Regions from separate parts of the Homo sapiens genome. Here region 1 is linked to region 2. The links are chromatin contacts, found by Hi-C in ENCODE. All regions are on one chromosome and are shown on one strand. The core of a region is the stretch at or near the end of the contact, and the rest is flanking DNA. Distances in the headings are between cores, read along the strand shown. Region 1 overlaps MEF2C-AS1 (MEF2C antisense RNA 1). Region 2 overlaps MEF2C-AS1 (MEF2C antisense RNA 1).

Region 1 (2,700 bases), core at 30-2,529, 140 kb after region 2:
ATCTATTTTCTAAATTTGGACTTTAACTTTGAGTTACAAAACAAATACATCGATTCCTTTATTGTCTTTTGTTTTCCTTTGCTGTCTCCTCCCTAATGTATTCTGGTTTCCTGAATGCAGAGGCGGGTTAGAGGTTGTAAGAATATTAGGAGGACAGAAGCATTGGTTCATACCTCAAAAAACTTATTCCACTACAGTGGAGTTCTGTTCTCCTTTGGGAGGATGGGAAAATTTTCCTTGATGAGATAACATATAAGTGGGTCTTAGAAACGGATAGGTGTTTACCAAAAGAAGAAAGTAAAAGAGAATCAAAGGGATAAATACTTCACTTGTAAACAAAGTTAACCCAACACTCATTTTAAATCACAAAATAGTATCAGATTTAAGAACAACATGCAGATTTCATAGAAAATGAGGATTAAATATCATTACCTGAATAAAGTGTCTACCCTGAGTAGAAAAATGAACCATCTGCCACTATACTTTATGTGGTTAAATGTCTATTTAAAGTTAACATCCCGTCATTCACTTTAAAAAACAGAAAAGCTTTATTTAAGAAAAATGTAACTTAAAGTAAGGCCCCAAAGCAGAGGTCAGATACAAAATTAAGAATTTTTTCCCTTTTCTTTCTGTGGCAAAAGCGTATTTGACTAACGACTTCCATTAAAATAATGGAGCAATGTAATATTTCTTTGTGTATGAAAAGAAATCTTTAACAACATTGACACTTTTGGATTAGAAGTTTTTAGATGCATTTTGCATAACTAATTTGACCAACTATATTGGCAAAGAAATGTGGAAACACAATAGGCAAAAGCAGGCTTTTAAAACCACCCATCAATGTTCAATTTCCTACCAGCAGTAATACAAATGTTATCAACACATGTGTAACCTCCCTTTACTACAGTGAGAGTTGTTTGGGTGTCCATGCACGGGAGAAAAGAATCCCAAGAACATACATCCCTCTTCCCAATTTACATTTTCAGTATCCTGAATTTAAGCTTGTTCAATGAATCTGACAGGGAGTGCTACTGAAGTCTCAACTCCAAATAAATAGTTTAAAATAAAAAGTTGTATAAATATTAGTCTGTGCCAATGGTGCGGTTTGAGAGGGAGTGCTATAAACACAAAGTAAATTAAATGGGATCTACTTTTGTGGGGTAAAAGCCTACTTAGACTGGTTATTATAGAGAAAATTTTGTTGTGTGGTGCGACAGCACGTACCCATGTGGCTAACCTACAACTGCTAGAAGAAACAAATCCCACCCATACCTAGGAGCGGTGCCACAGCCAGACCACAATTCCTATGAGGGATGAACTTAATTTGCTGAAAATGAAGGCCAGGCTCTGTTGCAGCTCATTAGCTGGTTACAGACACACTGCAAGAGAAGAAAGTGGAATTTAGTCGATGTTCCAACTTCTACATGTGCTGTGAATAAAACAGACTATTGTTTTTTTGATAAAGAAGTATTGTTTTGAATGTGCAGATTGGCTAAGTAAAGCCAGCAGAATTTTTTGGCCAAATATAGTCTCTTGCTCACTCCTAAAAATCCTAGCTTTCAAATTAGGAGCTGAAGTCATTGAAAAAAAAAAAAAAGTTTACATTCCTGCAGCCTGCTGCAGCAAAGCCAAACAAATGTTTGGCTTAAAGCTCACTTACATCTCTTTCATGAGCCTTTTTTTTAACATGGAAGTCTGAAAAATACCATTTCTTTTATCGAGTCATTTAATGCCAAGTGGGGAGTGTGTGTGTGTGTGTGTGTGTGTGTGTGTGTGTGTGTCTGTGTTTATGTGAGGACACGCACACTCAGCAACAGTACTATAGGGTCAGTGTAGTGGTTTTAAAGCATGTGGGTCATATTTGAATTTAAAGAAACCATGGTTTTACAGCTTCTGGCATAATTTAGGTCACAGTCACAAACTGTGATTTTTTTTAAGCATCATTAACCACTGAATGGACAAGGAATGTGTTATTTTCAAGGAGTTTCTTTGGTGCCAGTTCAGGCAATAAAAACTTAAGGACAGGGTCAAACTGGGAGGGTAACTTTGTATGTAGTTGCCCTCCTGATGCACTTTTTTACCATAAAAATTGGATGCTTTTTGGCCTTCAGTCTCTAAGCCCAAAGTGGATAACATGAAGTAACAGCAACAATTTGTTGGAGGCAGGCATGTTGATGGCCAATTTTTGTATAGTCAGTAGGACTAGTGATTTGGCACTCTGAAGAGTCCATTAAAGTGACAAAATTGCAGAACTGAATAAGCAGTGGTCTAGTATTTTTGGGTTCACAGATTCTCCTTCCAATATTCTTCATAGATCAGCCAAATTTTTGCTAGAATACAGTTGAGTTTTGTTATAATGATGACATTCATATTAAATAAATTCCCAGTCTGAGAGCAGAAAATGAAATGGTTTAAATCAAACCTCTTTCTGAGTCAGGGGCCACTGACTGACAGTGTGTGCCCAGACCTGGGGAAAGGGAAACAGAGGGAGCCATGTGAACACCACTCTCATCGCCCTCTCCCAGCTCGCTACCAGTTTTGCATGCTGATTGGGTTATTTTGTTGGCAGGAGTAATTTGCTAGTGAGGGTTGATTTCCCAAGTGCAAATGATTGGTGTGTTTGAGGCATGTCAAGAGGAGGAGAGCAGAGAGTAAGTCCTCCTGGCCATACTGTCACATGATGGGTGGCTGAGGGCCTCC
Region 2 (2,700 bases), core at 170-2,669:
AAAAAAAAGTGTTTACTTGTGTGTTTGTCTACCCTGAAAACCCAAACCCACAAACTCTGATGACTAGAACAAAGGGCTCACTCTTTTTGGCACTGTTGTATGAATAATACTTGCTTATTTTATTTTTATTTAAATGTGCTATGTCTTTTGTTCTATGGTTGCACAGCACAGAATCGCCCACCTACTCCACTCCCCTCAAAATGGAAGGTGGCACTGTTTTCTTAAGTTATCCATAAATAGTGAAGCAGAAGAACACATCAAAAGCTGTGCACCCTGGGGATTGCTTATTCTGTTCTACATAGAATTCAGCTGAGTTAACTTTAAAACATTCCTTTTCATTTAAGTGCCCCCTTAAACAGCGTAAATGATAGAGCACCACATAAGCTGCTTACAATTTCGACTGCACATTTTATCAGGAAAGCTATCTATCCCAGATTTCTTCTCTTCAGAAAAATTTTAATGATCCAAGGTCACACCTTTTAAAAAGAATGAGGTCTAGTTTTACATAAGAAGGTCCAACTTGTAGGGTTTTATTTTCTTTTTATGCTCAGACCTCACAAACCGAGGACCGCAGTCTTCAAATAGCCTTCCTTGTTAAAATTGAACTCAGAAAAGGAGGTTAGTCTACCTCAGAATTTTAAGTAAAGCTTCTACAACAAAGTTCAGTGTTCCAAAGCTTTAAATAAATCTGAATTAAAGCAGCACTCCATCACTAAGGTGTTTAAATTGGGTTGCTAATCCCCTTACTCTTGAAACAGAGCCTGGCATTCTGGGGGAAAGCAGTGTAGACCTAGGATTGCTTCTCATAGTCGGAGCCTCAGACCACCTGCATCACCATCACCCGTAGTGCTTACTCAAAGCAAATTCCTAGGCCCGTCCCAGTCTGACTGAATCAGATTCTCTGTAGGCAGGCCGAGTACCTGCACCACTGACACATTCCCCAGGTGATTTTTGCCTCCACCACAGTTTAAGAACCACTGCTGGGCATCCATCACTGTGGCCGAAGGAGTCCAGCTGGCATCACCTCTTAACCTCTTAAATTCTTCCATTTCAGGAGACTGGTGCTTTTAAGTTGAACCTTACCACCACTTTGAGGCCAGGATTATGCTAAGAAGATTAAGGTCCCTCCGAATATTCAGAACTTTTGTCTCCCTGCTGTCAGCAACCAAGGAAGCTGGCAAACGCTGGTCTCGCACAGTAACATTTAGTGCCGGTCAACACACCGTATGGGCTAACATCTGAGCCCAGAAATAGGAAAGGCGAGTATAAATAGATTTGAATTGGGGTTGGACAAGGATTTGGCAGGCAAAAAATGACTCTGTGTTGATGGGGTGGGGAAGGATAGCTGCCAATTCAGGGATCCGTGGTGGAGGAGCTTCCTGACCCCTGTCCACCCCAGAAGCTAGAGGTTCCTGTATGGTCTCTGGACTTCTGAGCCTTTGGCTATAATTAGGGAGGTTACTGCTTTTCCTGGCTTCTTCCATATGCATGTTAGTTGTGTTTGGCATTAAGCAGCAGTGTTTGAAGAGTGTCTGGCCCCCACTAGCATTTAGTTGAGCCAGTCACTGGAAAAAATGACAATGGTATCTGGCATAGAATTCAGGTGCTAAAATACCTTTATTAAAATAGAGGAAATGGCACCTATTAGGAAGTGACCCCGAGCTACTAAGTTTTATTAGACTGAGAAGAGGTGTTTCCCCCAACCCCTTTGAAGCATATTGTAAATTCCCTTCTGTCTTTCATGGTATTTAACTGCAAAAATGGGTGCATTCAGTAATTTCAGATTTTCAGTGCTATTTTTATTGCAACTCATTTTGTGTAGTATCAGGGAATACCGAGCTGTGACTTGGCATGTTTCAATAAAACTTTTTGTACATATTTAGCTAAAAAAGAAAATTTGATGGGGTAGGAGAGAGAGTCAACACTACTGGCAATTTCCCATTAGCAGTGCAGGAGGTAAAAGTCTAAAATAAAGCCTGTGGGAAAAGTCTGAACATGGCATCCAAGCTTAAAAGAAATGACATTTCCCTTTTTTCATCCTGAGGTGGGAGAGAAGACTTGACAGAAGTGAGTGAAACCTCACTCAGTAATATTCCTCTGAAGCCAGCCCTGATGTCAGCAGTGGGCATGTTAACCAACGGATGAAGTGGGCCATGTCCACCCTCCACAACTCTATAAAACCACTTTAAAGTTAGCACGAGGTGCTGGCTCTCCCCTTTTCTCAATGAAAAGCATACTTCTTGATTAAAAATATATGTTTCTACTTTATGCCAAAACAAGACAGCATTATTTTCAAGATGATCATAGAAACCAAGTTAAATGTGTTTCTTATTTCAAGAGATAAAAAAGCATCGCAATGGTGAAGAAACATTCAGTGCTGAATGTTGGTTTAATGTAGCCTACTATGCACGTAATTTATTTTGAAACACAGTGATGTATGAAAATCTTCAGCATTCTTGACAGAATGAGATTACACATCCATCTCCCTCTATGCTTTAAAGAAAAAAAAACCTTGACTTAGCCTGCCAATGTTACAAATAATAACTGCGTATGTCTGCATTGTAATACTCCTCCTGTTATTTCCACTTTCAGAGATAGTAATTCCTGGGATAATTTCATTCATAAAGGGTTCCCTTAGGAGTAAGGTGGGTGGTCAGAAAAAGATATTGAAGATAATTTGTAGTCCTGTTGGACAAATTC

Evidence for each region. Hi-C counts contacts between places; a loop is a spot of excess contacts on that map. Pooled maps may share reads with other maps.
Region 1: a loop to region 2 is called in a map of aorta, with 4 times the contacts of the local background. The contact joins two enhancer-like sites. A Hi-C loop is called at or near these places in 2 of 168 maps with a recorded cell type or tissue (both aorta), 2 of 37 single-sample maps with no recorded cell type and 5 of 50 pooled maps.

Annotation. Positions count from the first base shown.
Region 1 is chr5:88,941,695-88,944,394 of GRCh38, reverse strand. The region is part of intron 2 of MEF2C-AS1 (MEF2C antisense RNA 1); the gene reads right to left. Among named protein-coding and RNA genes, the nearest start is that of MEF2C-AS1, 60 kb to the right of the region's middle. Within about 2 kb of position 1,279, at least 4 of the 41 ENCODE cell types and tissues checked have a DNase peak (open chromatin) inside an H3K27ac peak, as active enhancers do.
Region 2 is chr5:89,086,315-89,089,014 of GRCh38, reverse strand. All of the region lies in intron 3 of MEF2C-AS1 (MEF2C antisense RNA 1), which reads right to left. Among named protein-coding and RNA genes, the nearest start is that of MEF2C-AS1, 200 kb to the right of the region's middle. Within about 2 kb of position 1,419, at least 2 of the 41 ENCODE cell types and tissues checked have a DNase peak (open chromatin) inside an H3K27ac peak, as active enhancers do.